Linked DNA regions of Homo sapiens: region 2 is linked to region 1. Evidence: chromatin loops called from intact Hi-C (ENCODE). Cell type or tissue: gastrocnemius medialis. All regions are shown on one strand.

Region 1 (8,000 bases):
GGACCTGCTTTTCCTGTGACTTCCCAGCCACAGTGATCTCACCCTGAGATTGGTTTTTCCTGCGGGGTCGGGGAGTGGGTGCTGAGGGAAGCCCCTCCCACTATCTGGTTGCTGCCTTGACCCTGGACCCCCTCAGCGACGAAGCGGAGCAGGTGTGGGTGTGGGAGTACGAGACGGAGGAAGGAGCACACGACCTCTACATGGACACCGGCGAGGAGATCCGCTTCCGGGTGGTGGACGAGAGCTTTGTTGACACGTCCCCCACAGGGCCCAGCTCAGCAGATGCCACCACTTCCAGTGAGGAGCTGCCAAAGAAGGAGGCTCCGTACACGCTTGTGGTGAGTGGCTCTGATGGTGCTGAAGCCCCCATGAGGCGGGAGAGCCGGAGTGCAGGGCTGGAAGCTGTGTCCTGGGGCTTCTGCTCTGGGATCTCCCCCAGCAGGTCAGGGATCCTGTTTGGGGGGTCTTGGCTGGTCACTTCTCCCTGGAGAGCCTGAGTTTCTGTAGGCCAGGGCTGTGAGGCAGTAAAGGTACATGGCTGCTGGTGGGGTGGGCGAGTCAGCTTGCAAAGGGGACAGAGCTCACGGTGGACAAGACCACTGATAAAGCGGCTTTGAGGCCAAGTGCAGTGGCTCACATCTATAATCCCAGCACTTTGGGAGGCCAAAGTGGGAGGATCGTGTGAGGCCAGGAGTTTGAGACCAGCCTGGCTAAAAAAGTGAGAAGTTGTCTCTATAAAAAACAATTAGCAGGGCATGGTGGCGTGCCCTGTGGTCCCAGCTACTTGGGAGGCTGAGATGGGAGTATCCCTTAAGCCCAGGAGTTCAAGGTTGTGCCACTGCATTACAGCTTGGGCAACACAATGAAATGCTATCTTTAAAAAATTGGGGGGTAGGGAGGGGTTTGAGGGAGAAAGAAATCAAGGAAGGGGCTTGGGAGAGATCAAAGCCCTGAGATTAAGGGTAGGGCTGCTGGGGCACAGTGGCTCACGCCTGTAATCCCAGCACTTTGGGAGGCCAAGGTGGGCGGATCACGAGGTCAGGAGATTGAGACCATCCTGGCTAACACGGTGAAACCCCATCTCTACTAAAAATACAAAAAATTAGCCGGGTGTGGTGGCGGGCGCCTGTAGTCCCAGCTACTTGGGAGGCTGAGGCAGGAGAATGGTGTGAACCCGGGAGGTGGAGGTTGCAGTGAGCCAAGATCGTGCCACTCCACTCCAGCCCGGGTGACAGTGCGAGACTGTCTCAAAAAAAAAAAACAACAAAAAAAAGGTAGGGCTCCCTGTAGGAGCAGCATTGCAGCAGTGAAATAAAAGGGAGGGCTCCGGGGAAGAGTGGCTTTCAAGGCTGCTCCCTGTTGGATGCGTCTGGAGCATGGGCCTTGTGTTTGCTCAGCCTTCCTGCCACGATTAGAACCTAGGTGGCCCTGGAGGGCAGGCCTAAGGGTGAGGAAGGGTCCCTGACCCTATCAGGGCCTGGAGTCCCTGGAGAAGGGTCTGCGCCCTGCGTGCTGCGTGCCCGTTGGGAGCACTGCTGTGGCTCCCACATCTCTCCAGAGCCTCTTGGCTGCCGTGTGCCCCGCCTCTTCTTTGCCTGTGCTGGGCCTGCTGGGCTCCCTTCACCTCCTGTCCAGGTTGGTTCAAGCCAGCATGTCAGTGAAATGTGCGTGTTCTTTATCCCTGGCAGGGATCCATCAGTGAGCCAGGCCTGGGCCTTCTCTCCTGGTGGACCAGCAACTAGCCCTGGGGCTGGACAGTGGACCCTACCAGCCTGCGGGAAGGTGGTATGGCCGGCTGTGAAGACAACAGCAGCTGAGGCCGATGCTAAGGAGATAGTGTCTCGAGCTGGACAGTGAGGCAAGGCCAGGAGTGCCCACCAGCTTGCCCCGCTCCTCCACCATCTAGGCCCTGCTCCTCCTTCACTGCAGTGATGGATCCATCTGTGGCTGTGGCTGTTGGGCCTCCACTGACCTTGACTGAAAAGACCCTTCCTGGACCCTGGACTTGACAACAAACGGCACAGACACCAATCACTCACAGAACAGTCACTGGTTTTGGATTCTTGTTTTCCTTGCAAGAACAAAAGGTTCTCTAGAATCCTTCAGCCACCAATGAAATGATCAGGCAGGAGAAAAACTTTAGATGGGAGTCTTGTCATCAAAAATAAATACAGTTGCATGGAGCTGCTTAAGATCTGAACCAAACTCAAAATAGGAAGACGGGGGCTAAAAAGTTATTTTAAGAACCCCCCCACCACAACCACAGTCACTCCGTGGGCTAAGCGGGGAGCAGGAAGCATGTCTGGTCACACCATCTTGGAATAGGAAGCCATGGCTGGACGGATCGGATCCACTGATGGCACACGTGGAGCTGAACTTGACGCCAGCGGCGGGGCGGGGAGGCACTGCCCTCACTGTTGCAGTTCCTTCATTCTGTTGAGGGCACTGCCAGCGCGGAACCACTCAATCTGCGTCTCGTTGAAGGTGTGGTTCAGGAGGATGGTCTCCTGGGTCCCGTTGGGGTGCTTGATGATGCACTTCAGGGGCTGCAAGGAGAAGGTGGGTGTGGGTGGAAGTGGTGGGTACTGTGTGCCCTTGGCCCCGCAGGGGGGTCAGGGAGACAGGGCACTGCCTGGGGACCTAAGAGGTCAGCAGGCAAACCAAATCCTAGGCCAGTCTGTGCCTGATGGCCCAGGTCAGACCCAGGTGGCACCTACAGGGGATTCCTGGGGCCCAGAGGGTCCTGCAGTGGGTGGGCTGTCCCCTGAGTGCCAGGTCCTGGTGAGTAAAGGGAGGTTGGGGAGGTGTGAGGGCCCCGGGTTGACTCCAACCCCCAACTCTGAGAAGCCACTTTGCTTTCTCTGTGGGGCCACCTGGAGAACTGGGGGCCTTTCCAGCTGGAATGAAGCCTCCTGGGAGAAGCTACCCTGGGGCCAGTGCAGGAGGGGAAACAAGGTGGCTGCCCCTCACCCCACCACCTCAGGGGGACCCGGGCCCCTAACCTTGCCAGGGGTGAAGTCCTTCAGGCCCTGAATGGTCAGCTTGTCCACAGGGTGAATCTTGTTGTAGTCAGCCGGGTCAGCGAAGGTCAGAGGCAGCAGGCCCTGTTTCTTCAGGTTGGTCTCTGGAAAGCAGGCGGCATTCGGTCATCGGGGGCCTGACTAGCCTGGAGAGCTTCATTTTCTGAACCCATCTGGGGCTCTGGGAGATGCCCCTAATCCTGCTGCCTGGGACAATGCCCGGGCAGTGACTATGGGGCCCTGGTCTGCTCCCTTTCACTAGGGGTGCCCCTAGCAAGTGTGCGCTGGTGCTGAGGTCTGCGAGGCCTTCCTGCTGCACATTCATGATCAGAAAGAACCCCCTGGCACATGTCCTAGATCTCAGCGGCTCAGATCTACAAGCCTGGAAGCAGGGCCTGCGGGAAGCCGGGAAGCTGAGCGTCGGATGTGCACTGTGTGAGCCTAAGAAGGGGCAAGAGGCTGACGGGCCTGTGGGCTGCAGTGGACACAGCCTAGAACCAGGCCCAACTCAGCCACGGGCAGGGAGAGTGACCTTGATCACTAGGGATGGGATGAGGATGGCCTGGGTACAGACTCCAGCTCACCGTGGATCCTGGCAAAGCTCTTGGTGATGATGGCCCGGCCCCCAAGGTGGCGAGGCTCCAGAGCTGCATGCTCCCGGCTCGAGCCCTCGCCGTAGTTCTCGTCTCCGATCACCACCCACCTGATGCCATGTTTCTGTCAGGCAAGCGGGGGTAAGGTTATAAGGCAGAGGAGGGCACCGTCCTCACCTGTCTGGCCCTACCTGCCTGGCCTCACCCACCTGGCGCCTGGGCATCCTGAGGCTCCCGGTAAAGGGGCTGGAGGGGCCCTTCCTCGCCTGCTGCCTAAGGGCAAGTGAAGCCTGCGTGAATGAGACCCAAACGAGGCCCCGAGGGGACAGAGGCACGTGGTTGTTTGCAGTGGCAAAGAAGACAGAAGCCACCCATTGGTGCTTGGCAGAGGCAGGTGTGTGTGGAGGGAGGTTGGGTGAGACAGGGACGGCCTCCGGGCCCCACACAAGATGCATCTGTGAAGCTCAAGGCGCCCCCTTCCTGGGAGCACCCTCTGCCCCACCCAGCCACCAGGGGGTGCCAGAGTCCTTTCACCCGGCTGGGCCAGGACTTGGGTTCAGCCCTGGTTCTGTTTGTTTCTCAAAGCAGAAAAAGTCCAATCACCTCAGACCCTCTCTGCCTGCTCACTGTGAGGCCCCGTGTAGCCCCCTCTCTGAGCTTTTGGCCTCTGACTTCCTGAGTCGGCCCCCTTCCTTGTCTTTGTCTAGGGCCAGATATCCTAAGATATCTCTCACTAACTCCTCCTGGTGCAGGGACCCGGCTGTACCACCGGACCTGGGCCTCATGCCTTCTCAGCCACAGGGAGGGGCTGCAGGCCTCTCCTCCCTTCCACAGCAGTCCCCTTTGGGCTTGGTCGGCCTCCTTCCCAGTTTCCACTCCCCTAATGTCCTCCCTGCACCTGCCTTGCAGGCCCCTTCAGGAGTGACCACTGGCATTGCCCCTATCAACTCTGACCCACCTTGTAGTAGCGGGCAGTGTCAGGGACGGGGCCAAACTCCTGAGTGACGGCATTGCGCACGGAGTTGGCCTTGCCGTTTTCAATGTTGATGGCACCAATGAGCAGGTTGTTGGAGATGTTATCCAAGTGCCCACGGAACTTGAGCCAGGGGCCAGCAGCTGAGATGTGGTCAGTGGTACACTTCCCTTTGACCTTGGGTGGTAAGTAGAGAGGACAGAGGTCAGGGCATGGCCCTGGAGGGGTGGATGACAAGCCCTCCAGAGGCAGGCAGCAGGCCCCGGGGCCCAGGAGGGGTGACAGAGGGGTGAGAGGCAGGCAAGTCTTCAGACACGTGTTCTGTGGTCCTGGTGCTTCCACCCTAAGGCCACATGGGCTCAGGCCAGGCCTTCATCCCCTCAAAGGCCTCTGGCTGCTCAGTCTCCCTTATGGGGCAGAGGCCGCCCAAAGTTGGGACAGGTCAATGTTCGCTCACCCTTCAGGCCTCAGCTGCAAGATCAGCCACAGACCTCATGCTGGACACAGGAGCCCAGGACATGCCTGGGTCCTGGCTGATGACTGATTAGTCTCTTCTGTCACAGGGGTGCCTGGAGACCCCTTAATAAGCAGCATAAATAAATATCTGACACAGATTGGAGGCCTCTGGCCACACCAAAAAGGCTTGTTTTTGGTCGGTGCCAAACACAAGCCATCCCATATCCACGGGTGCCCAACTGTGGGGGCAGGAGTTGTCCATGGCTTCCAGAGCCTGTGTGGACGTGCCAGGTGTGGAGCCTGCTGTGCAATCACACACACTGTCCCAGCCCAGCCTGAGCTGTACTCACCTGCCCACACCCACTGGAGGTGGCTCTGATCAGCTGCTGCTGGATGGCTGAGGGCCCCAGACGGAGGCTGGCCAGATCTAGCTCTGCCCAGTTCGGGGCCACAGAGAAGGGGGACGCTGGACTGCGTTGCGATACCCTCTCTGCTCTGCAGCCAAACCTCCCTTCCATCTCCCACCTGCGTCTTGACTGTGCTCACTTCCTCCAGGTTCATGGCCCTTCCCGATGCTCAGGGGACGGGGGGCCCTGGCAGGGTGGGGCTGTCCTGCCGTCCCCATGCTGCTGACCTTGATGAGGATCTGCAGGTCCTCCAGGTCCTTGCCATCCCACTTGTCAAAAGGCTCCAGGAGCTGCAGGCGCTGGCTGGTGGGGCTCACGTCCACATGCTGCCCGCTGCTGTCCTTGGGTGGGTGCTGGTAGGTGTCCTGCCCTGGGTCAAACTCCTGCAGCAGGGAATGGGGATGCGTGGGGTGCTGAGTCCTCAGTTCCCACAAGGACAGACTCTCAGAAGGCAAGTTTCCTCGGGCCCCACCTCCCCTCCCAGGGAACAGAGCTGCTTCCTTCTCACTAGCAGCGCCCTCCCTGCCTGCACAGGAGGTGCTGTGAGGTTGAGAAGGAAGTGACGTGGCCACACAGCAACCAGCAAGCAGGGGGCGTGGGCGCTCACCCCTTTGGGAAGCTCATCTGCATCCGGAGCCTCCAGCCTGAACTTCTTGCCATCCGTGCCCGTCAGGTAGTCGGTCTCTGGGTTGAACTTGAGGGTTCCCGCAATGGCCAGGGCTGTGACAATCTGAAATGGAGGTGGCCAGTTTGTTGGTCAGCACCAATTGCCACTCCTGTCTCCTGCACCTACCAAAAGCCTAGGCCAAAACTGAGAAAGGAACCCAGGAAATTTCCATGTTCTTCCCAGACCCCTGTGTTCCTCAGAGGCCAGAGCTGCAGGACGATCTTTGGGACCACGGGGCCTTGGGCCTGCAGAGGACTCAGGAAGCCAAGGGCAGTGCGGCCTCTCCCATCCCTGCAGGGCCGGGCCGGCAGTGCTGTTCTCTCTCCTCACAGCTATCCTGGAGGGAGTGGGGGCCCTGGCGCAGAAATGCTGGTATGATGCAAACCTGCTCAGTGCGCAGGACACTAAAAACATGGAAGGAGCCATTCCTTCACCCATTTAGCAAGACATATTTGTAGAACACGCAGATAAACAACCAAGTCAAGAGAGCCTGGCCATGTGCCAGTCACGGCCAGGGCTGAATACCGCCAAGGGCAAGGCTCACTCTGGCCACGGGAACAATGGCAAAGGCCTCGCTTTTGTGGAACTCCTACCTGGGGTTGGAAACTGCATGTGTCCCACGCACTTTCCCAGGTAATCCCGAGGATTACGGGGACACAGAGAAGGTAAGTGACTTGGCCACACTCATACAGCGAGTTAGAGGCAGGGCTGGGATGTGTCCTAGGCAGTGAGTGAGATTCCAAATTCCATGCTCATAAGCACAAACCACTGTATAAATATCTCATAATCCCATGACCCAGGGAGCCCCAGGCAGGAAGCACCAAGCATGCGCCTGAGGCTGGGAAGGCCTGTAGCTCCTGGCTACCACTTGGATGACCCCAGTCCCCATCTCCTTCTGCCTCCTCCTCTGACCCGCCAGGGACCCCCAGAGGCCATCCCAGGCTTGTGCGCAGCTGGGCAGTCTCACCTCTGGGGACGTGACAAAGGCATGGGTCTCGGGGTTTGCGTCGTTGCGGCCCGTGAAGTTCCTGTTGTAGGAGGTGACGATTGTGTTCTTCTCCCCCTTCTTGATGTCCTTCCTGCCAGGTCAGAGGGATCAGGGTTAGGGATATCTGGCCTTGTCACCTGGCCTGTCCCGAGGACAGATAAGCTGGGTTCCTGTGGCGCAGCCCAGCCTAGCTCCTACCGAGGGAAAATGAAGAGGCCCTGCCAGGGTTGCCTCCTCCTGGGGCCACGCGCAGAGCAGAAGGGAACCTCAGGATCACTGGGCCCAGCCTGCAACCACACGTAAGCCAGAGGCAAGGCCTTGGTCAAGGCCTGAGTTTCCTGACCTGGGGCACTGCCTCCTCCCAAACGGCTCCTGCTGTGTCCGTCAGGGTGAGGCCGCGCTGGCTTCCTCCTGCCAGCCCAGGCTTCAGCCAAGTTGCCCCCCAGTGCCTCTGCAGGGCCCTTCCTCACCCAGCCCCTCTTCCCAGGCATGTCTGCCAGAGGCTTCTAATGGGCAAGAGTCCCTGGAGCTAGAGACCTTGGCTGGAGTCTCTTCTCTCCACCCCAATAATTCCCCCTCCAACTTCTGGGGCTCTGTACCCTGTGCACAAGGGGCTGTCTTGTCAAAAGATACGCCTCTTACCTGTCCCACTGGCCAATGCAGGGGCCACAAGCATTGGCCAGGACAATGCCACCCAGATCCCTCAAGATCTGTGCCTGCCAGGGAGAGAGGAAGACAGAATGTCAAGGGTGGGTGAGAGTCTGATGGGAAGGGGTGATGTGGTGGCTGCAGGACGAAGTGCTGTACTGGAACCCCAGGGCAGCCACTGGGACCTGCCCCAGCCCCGGCCCAACAGGCCTCTGGGCTTGTGCCGCCTGGAGGCATTACTCAGCATG
Region 2 (8,000 bases), 200 kb after region 1:
AGCTAATTTTTGTATTTTTAGTAGAGATGGGGTTTCTACATGTTGATCAGGCTGGTCTCAAACTCCTGACCTCAGGTGATCTGCCCGCCTTGGCCTCCCAACGTGCTGGGATTACAGGCATGAGGCACTGCGTCCAGCCCATCCATTCTCTCTTTTTAATCCTCCCATGAGCCCTCTGGGGTGGGCATAAATTATCTCCATCGTCCAGATGAGGAAACCAAGGTGGAAAGAGATGAACTAACTTGCTCAAGGTCACAGCAGAGACTCGAGTCACGAGTTTCCCTTGTGCAGCCTCCTGGCCCTCGGCAGGTACCAAATGAATCTATGTGGAACTGAACCAGCCAAACAGATACCAACACTTCAAATTTGCACCATATGGGTGTTGAGAACATAATGCTGAAGGACGCCAGTGTCAACTCAGGCCACCTCCAGGTGACTAAAGTCAGCCAGCACAGGGGAGGGAGTGGTTTTCAACAGTTGGAGTCTAAAGTGAGCTAGAAGCGGTGGCTGCTCTCTCCTTTTCCGAAAGGTTCCAGGGCTTTCAGCCAACAGACAAGGAAGATCACCTGCTGTCACTCCCCTCTGTCCTAACCCAGCCCTGGCCACCCTCACCCACCTTCCCCACGGAGCCTGGTCCCTCCCTTCAGACCTCCTCACGTCCACACCGACCCTCCCAGGGTCCCGAACCCACCTACCTGGGGCCTCTTATACGCCTTGCGAACTCGCAGCCCCAGTTTCTGGGCCAGCTCCTGACCAAGCTGAGTCACGCTTTCATCCTGCAGAGGACAAGACACAGGGCGGTGGGTCAGTCTGCCCGGGCTCACAAAGCTGTGCTCCTGGACACCTGTGCAGCCCTACGGAGGGAGGTCATAGTCACCCCATGTTATAGATGAGAAAGTGAGGCCCCAGGAGGTGTCCCTGGCTTGTCCAAGTCACACAGCTAGTGAGTGGTGGCACCAGGACCACCATCCCATGCTTCTGTTTTTCCTTTTATTTGGGGATGGAAAATGAATCATTTTGTTTTTATTTTAATATAATCTTTTTATTTCTAAAATTCAGCAAAAGTGACAATGTCACTGTAGAAGGGAAGAATGTTACAGGGACAGCAAGTGCTCCCTGGATCTCCCCCTTCACCCTAGGCTTCTCCAGGAGGGAATCACACTCTGCTGGGCTGATGTGTTTCCTTAGGGCTCTTTTCTAGGAATGCATGCATGCAGACCTATAAAGAATGCTTACTTCTGGCTGGGCACAGTGGCTCATGCCTGTAATCCCAGCACTTTGGGAGGCAGAGGTGGGCGGATCACCTGAGGTCAGGAGTTCAAGACCAGCCTGGCCAACATGGTGAAACCCCATCTCTACCAAAAATAGAAAAATTAGCCGGGCATGGTGGTGGGTGCCTGTAATCCCAGCTACCTGGGAGGCTGAGGCAGGAGAATCGCTTGAACTCAGGAGGCAGTGGTTGCAGTGAGCCAAGACTGCGCCGCTGCACTCCAGCCTGGACGACAGAGCAAGACCCTGTCTCAAAAAAAAAAAAAAAAAAGCTTAGTTTTGTTTTGTGGGGATTTGGGGATTGTCTCTTTCTTTTTGATTTTTTGAGATGGAGTCTTGCTCAGTCACCCAGGGTGGAGTGCAGTGGCGCGATCTCAGCTCACTACAACCTTTGCCTCCTGAGTTCAAGAGATTCTCCTGCCTCAGCCTTCGCGTAGCTGGGATTACAGGCATGTGCCACCATGCCCAGCTAATTTTTTTTTTTTTTTTTTTTTTTTTGTATTTTAGTAGAGACAGGGTTTCACCATGTTGGCCAGGCTGGTCTTGAACTCCTGACCTCAAGTGATCCACCCGCCTCGGCCTCCCAAAGTGTTGGGATTACAGGCGTGAGCCACTGTGCCCGGCCATCTCTTTCTTTTTTTAAACAGGAATGAGGTCACATTATATAGTTCTACAACTTGTTTCTATCGCCAAACAATCTCCTGCAACCCCCAGCAAGTGACGATACATACATGAGGCACAGGGTTGTAAGGCTCCAAGGAGGCAGGGCATAGAAAGCTTGTAACAGTGCCTGGACCACACTTAGTGATCACTAAACAGCAACCATCCTTCCTTCCCTTCCAAGGCTGTAATACAGAACATACACTACGTGCCAAGCAAGAGTGAGGGGCTAAGGATACCCCAGCGAACAGGGCAGATGGGCCCAGGCCTCATGGAGATTCCAATCTAAAGGGGGAGAACAGTCAGTGAACAAAGAAACAGGTGGCTACAAACTGGGGTCCAGGCACAAAAGGGCAAGGAAGACACTGTGACATCTGTGCACGTGTCTACCTCCTACCTCACTGACAATCTCCTAGAGGCCAGGGCCTGGGTCGGAGTCATCTCTGGTCCCCAGTGCCCAGCATGGAGCAGGAGCTCGGTCAGTATTTGCCCAACAAAGATTGGGAAAAGAGAGAGTTCCCTAAAGCAGAGCCAGGAGCCCTTAGTTACTTTCCCTGGCCATTTACTAACCCTAACTGGGTCCCAGCTCCTTTCTATCCGCTGTGGTGCGGATGAAACCTGCCCTGTCCTCCTCATGAGTAAGTACCAGTGAGACCTAGGTGTGGATCTGTTGTGGACACTCTAAAATGCTATATGGGTCAGGGGACCATGGTCATAAAGAAAGGCTTTTTTTTTTTTTAATAGACAAGCTCTTGCTTTGTCAAACTCAGGCTGAAGTGCAATGGTGCAATCACAGCTCACTGCAACCTCCACCTCCTGGGCTCAAGTGATCCTCCCACCTCAGCCTCCTGAGTAGCTGGGATCTCAGGTGCGTGCCATCATGCCCAGCTAATTTTTTTTTAATTTTTTGTTGAAACAGGGTCTTGCTATGTTGCTCAGGCTAGTTGCAAACTCCTGAGCTCAAGTGATCCTCCCGCCTTGGCCTCCCACAGTGCTGGGATTACAGGCATGAGCCACTGTGTCTGGCCAAGAAAGGGTCTTAATTGTGAACTAAACAGAATTAGCAAAACAGGCACACGCCATCATGCCCGGCTAAATTTTGTATTTTTTGTAGAGATGGGGTTTTGCCATGTTGGCCAGGCTGGTCTCAAACTCCTGACCTCAGGTGATCCGCCTGCCTCAGCCTCCGAAAGTGCTGAGATTACAGGCGTGAGCCACTGTGTCTGGCCTCATCATCTTTAAAATGAGAATAATCACAGTATCTGCCTCTTAGGGTTATTGCCAGTATTAGGTGAGTTAATACACACAATGCATCCTAGCAGTGCCTGGCACCCAGTCAGCGCTCAGAGAATGGGAGCTAGTGTTAACATCAGGATCTGCATGGCCATGTCACAGGGGAGGAAGTGAGACACAGAAGGATGTGGTGGCTGGGCCCAAGTGAGGGCCGGAAGGTCAGAAGCCTGGCCTCTGAGCAGGCACCGGCGTGGCTGCAGAGCCACACTCACGTGGGGCAGGGCGAGGGAACACCGGCTGCTGCACTCGTAGGCCTCCTTGTGGCGTCCCAGTTCATTGAGAGCGCGTGCCTTGCGGAACAACGCCCGGATACTCTCACTGTCCAGGCCCAGCGCCTTCTCGCTGTCCTCCAGCGCCTTCTCATACAGGCCCTGCCAGAGAGGAGCATGTGGTCACTGGTCAACACCTGTTACCCTCCCTCCCCCAGGCCTCCTGCCCCTGCCTAGGAAGGAACACCAGCTTCCCTTCCTGGCAGAGACAGAGGAGCTGAAGTCTTGGGTCAGGGACAGGGCTCGAGGCTCCAGGAGAGAAGGAAGCACTCTGGTGTCCAGACTCTGATCAAGGGTGTCTGTGTGTCCAGCTGATGGGGCTGCAGTGGGCACGGGCAGGATATTGCAGGGAAGGGCCTGAAGATCTACAACCATGAGCCCGGCCACTCAAGCACGTCTATTTCCATCTCTGCCTTTGGTTGGGAACATGATGAGCTGAGAGTAACAATGGCATCTCTAAGAGGCAGTGAGACCATGAAGGCAGCTCTGTGTGCAGAGTGTACAAGGGTTAACCCTGAGGCATCCAGGAGCCATTTATCCAGAAGAGTTCGCTGGATGGCAGAGGTGTCATGGGGTCCTCTAGAGAGCCTGCAGCAGAGCCTCCCACAGGATCTCATGAACCTGAGTCAGTGGGTGCACAGGACAGGGAAGAGGAGGAGGCTGCAGCTCTAAGGAGGAGAGGAGGAGGAGGAGGAAGGCACTGAAGTCCGCAAAGAAACAGGAGGCTGAGGCTATGGGAGAAACAGTGAGGAGGCTGAGGCTATGGGAGGAACAGTGAGGAGGCTGAGGCTATGGGAGGAACAGTGAGGAGGCTGAGACTATGGGAGGAACAGTGAGGAGGCTATGGAAGAAACAGTGAGGAGGCTATGGAAGAAACAGTGAGGAGGCTGAGGCTATGGGAGGAACAGTGAGGAGGCTACGGAAGAAACAGTGAGGAGGCTGAGGCTATGGGAGGAACAGTGAGGAGGCTGAGGCTATGGGAGGAACAGTGAGGAGGCTGAGGCTATGGAAGGAACAGTGAGGAGGCTGAGGCTATGGAAGAAACAGTGGGGCCGGGAGGGAGGAGCAGGAGAAGTCAGACTCCCACCAAGGCCCAGGGTCACCCCAAGATTCTAACTTACTTCATCTAGGGCAGGGCTAGGGCTAGGGCATCAGTATCATTTTTTTTAAAAACTTTTTATTATGCATCCGTACTTTTAAAAGCTCTCCAGCTGAGCATGTTGTACAGTTGAGATTAAGAGCCACGAGAACAGACAATGAAATTCTGAAAGCAGGCTGGGAGGAGGCTGGCCCTGGTCTACAGGCTCACTGGGGTATGGGCCTGGCTCGACTGGGCATCCAGGGGATCAGGGCAGCAGAGGAGGAGAGAAAAGAGGGTGCCAGGCTCACCATGGTGAAGTAGCAGGCGGCCCTATTGACATGCAGCTTGCACAGCAGCTCCCGGGGCAGGGCCACCTGGTCAGAGGCAGCGTAGTCGGCCACGTTCAGCCCTTCCATGTACTGCACCAGAGCCTGCTTATAGTCCTTCTCCCGGAACAGATCATTGCCCTCAGCAAACAGATTCTGCACCAGCTTGAGCAGAAAGGCCTGTTGGGGGCAAGGTGTGTAGGGGGCTCATGACCTCTGGCCCCAGCTCTGGCACCCGGCCCACGCCTCTCCCCTGCACATCTCCGCCCTTCACCTTTGCTCAGCCTGGCAGCTGACACTCACCTCATATTCTTCTTGCTTTAGGGGTAGTGTCGACCTATCAGGAAAAGAAAACACGAGGCCTGGGTGAGCCCGGCGGTCCCAGCTTCATGGAGGTCCAGAGCTACTCCTCCAACTCAGACCTCAGCCATCACCTTGTGGACTAGGGTGAACAGACTGCGGTTTTCTTCTCCTAAATCATTGCCATGCAGGCCTTCCAGTTCTGATGGAAGGACCTGCATGTTCCTTGGGGCCAGACAGCCAGGTTTTGCCAGGTACAGGTGTTGAGAAAGAGCAGACTGACCCCAGCCCCACCTCCAGCCTGGCCCCAGTTCCAGCCCCACTTCCAGCCACAGCCCCAGCTCCAGCCCCAACCCAGACAGCCCCAGCCCCAAGCCAGTCCTAGCCCAGCTCAGTTCCAGCTCTACCTCTGGCCCTGGACCTAGCCCCAGTCCCTGCTGCTGAAAAAAACAGCCATCCTCTGCTGAAAAAACCAGCCCTCTCCTAAAGGAAAGCAGGCATTCCAAGCCCTTTCTCAGTTACATGAGGGGAAGGAGGGAGGAGCCACACTTGGGCCTAGGAGGCCCCCAGGACTGGAAAAGGACAAGAGGAAAATCAGACTCTGGCCAAGGCAGAGCGGGGGAAGGCTCCAGCTGCAGCTGAAGGCCAGGAGGAGAGGATGGTGCAGGGGCTGCTGCAGCAGGAGTGCCAGGGACAGGAGCAGGCAGGAAAAGGCAGGAAGTATGAGTGTTGTCAGGGAATTAACACCTAGAACAGGCCTTGGGAAGGACCACGCCCCATCAAACCAAATCCGAGACCACAGGTCCACAGACACTGAGGCACCGGGAGTCCACCTCAGGCCCCTCCCCTGCCCAATCCCACATAACACACGCCCCACCCAATGCCAGGTCTTCACTGAGCCTGTCAGTCCCTCATGCTGGACTCAACAAATCATTCTAGGTGGGGTCTGGGCACCTGCTCCCTCCTGTGGCTAATGCTCCCTCAGTATGAAAGAGGGCATCAGCCCAGGAGAACTGAGGTTCATCTCTCCAATGGGCTCAATGGCCAGGCTGGAAGGGAAGCTGGGCTTTGTCTCCCAGTCCTTCATTCCACAGAGGGAAAAACAGACGCTCAGAGTGGCGCAAGGACTCGCCCAAGGCTGCTTGGCAGGAAGGCATCGGATGCAGGGCTGGGGAGATCTTTCCGTTGCCTGGAGATGCTGCCAGCACCTGGGCAGGAAAGAGTGGCCTAGGCTAGTGCGTGAGAGGTGGGCAGAGGCGCAACGCCAGGAGGGCTGTGTATGCACATGCGTGTGGAAGGTGTCCCCAGTTGTGACATCGGGGCTCACCAGCCCACCTCTCACTTGCCTCCCCACTGTCTGGGCCCCAGACCTGCCCTCCCTCCCCATACTGCTGCAGTGTCTGTCTCCTCTGTTGCCCCCACTAAAGACCCCATCACTACCTTCCTGGCCTCCTGCCTCCAGCCTACCCTCTTCCAGCATCAACTCTACCTTTCATAGGTCATGCGGTCCTAAGACATCTTTTTTTTTTTCCAGACAGAGTCTCGCTGTGTCGCCCAGGCTGGAGTGCAGTGGCCCAATCTCGGCTCACTGCAACCTCCACCTCCCGGGTTCACGCCATTCTCCTGCCTCAGCCTCCAGAGTAGCTGGGACTACAAGCGCCCGCCACCACGCCTGGCTAATTTTTTGTATTTTTAGTAGAGACAGGGTTTCACCATGTTAGCCGGGATGGTCGGGATCTCCTGACCTCATGATCCGCCTGCCTTGGCCTCCCAAAGTGCTGGGATTACAGGCATGAGCCACCGCGCCCGGCCGTAGACATCTTAAGGTCCTCTGCAAGCTGGGGCCAACCCACCTGTCCCAATTCACTTAGGGCTCTCAGGACGTGCTAAGCACATGAAGCACACGTGCACCAACACAGCGTAGGAGGAGTGGGGCAAAAATAGCGGGACTGATGTGAAAAGCAGTGAGTCCCACTGTGCTTCCTGCAAAGCCTTAGGAGGCCAACAGACGGCTTCGGGGAGGCTGCCTTGTAGCTGGGCCTTCCTAGAACGCCCCTTTGGAAAGGAGAAGGAGGGGACGAGAGTGAACATTTACCCCAAGCACCACCTGGTCCCTTAACCTTCACAATGACCCCGTAGGGGAAATGGGAGAACTGGGCTGGGAATCCAGCTCTACAGACATCAGTGACTGAGGCTGGGGACACAGAACTCTTCTTATGGAAGACAGCAGTGGCCGGAGTCACCTTGTTCACCAGACTGGCCTCTGAATAAATTGGAACACTTCCCCAAAATCAAACCCTCACTCCCCAAAATGGGAGAGGACCTGCCGCCCATGAAGAGAGATGAGCTAGCAACCGCTCTGATGAACAAGTCTGAGGAGGGTTTGCAAACTCCCAGCCATGGCAGCAAGGTGGGGTTGGACAACAGCCCAGGGAAGGGGTGCTGAACTTGGGGCCATGCTCTAGGTGCACCCAAAACCCCTAATCAAATCAGCCCAGCGCAGGACACCCTCCAGAAGCGGCCAGGAAAAGTGACTGCGTTGTGCGCTGAGGAAGGAGAATGTGTTGTGTCAATATGAACACTCGCTCTGTGAGAGCAGCATGGATACCGAGGGCGTGTGAAAAGGGACCCAGTCTGCGGTGACATGGGTGAGAAAAGGCAAGGGAGTACGCTGGGCACAGCAGCACGCGCCTGCAATCCCAGCTACGTGGGAGGCTGAGGTAGGAAAACTGCTTGAGCCCGGGAGATTGAGACCTGCCTGGGCAACACAGGGAGACCCCATCACAAAGAAAAGAAAAGGCA

The links. Hi-C counts contacts between places; a loop is a spot of excess contacts. Peaks named below come from ENCODE experiments on the same cell type or tissue, not always from the same donor. Only the 100,000 strongest peaks of a DNase experiment are listed, where the experiment ranks them.
Region 2: a loop joins it to region 1, with 3.0 times the contacts of the local background. A loop is called at or near these places in 2 of 110 quality-filtered maps.

The regions. Positions count from the first base shown.
Region 1 is chr22:41,523,025-41,531,024 of GRCh38, reverse strand. ACO2 (aconitase 2) reads right to left here. Exons shown (of 18, transcript NM_001098.3): 11 at 7,747-7,820; 12 at 7,084-7,195; 13 at 6,057-6,179; 14 at 5,677-5,832; 15 at 4,572-4,763; 16 at 3,605-3,737; 17 at 3,003-3,124; 18 at 2,051-2,546. The coding sequence ends at 2,412. POLR3H (RNA polymerase III subunit H) reads left to right here. Exons shown (of 6, transcript NM_001018050.4): 5 at 137-338; 6 at 1,689-5,226. The coding sequence ends at 1,742. Among named protein-coding and RNA genes, the nearest start is that of POLR3H, 17 kb to the left of the region's middle. RefSeq lists a silencer at 4,524-4,738 and enhancers at 5,711-5,880, 5,891-5,940. In gastrocnemius medialis, CTCF peaks have their summits at 3,923 and 4,124 (motif pointing right); a DNase peak (open chromatin) is centred at 6,967; H3K27ac peaks cover 7,684 bases.
Region 2 is chr22:41,322,799-41,330,798 of GRCh38, reverse strand. ZC3H7B (zinc finger CCCH-type containing 7B) reads right to left here. Exons shown (of 23, transcript NM_017590.6): 3 at 5,202-5,235; 4 at 4,881-5,078; 5 at 3,435-3,593; 6 at 696-776. Among named protein-coding and RNA genes, the nearest start is that of ZC3H7B, 25 kb to the right of the region's middle. RefSeq lists an enhancer at 6,153-6,653. In gastrocnemius medialis, a CTCF peak has its summit at 3,498; a DNase peak (open chromatin) is centred at 3,478; H3K27ac peaks cover 4,477 bases.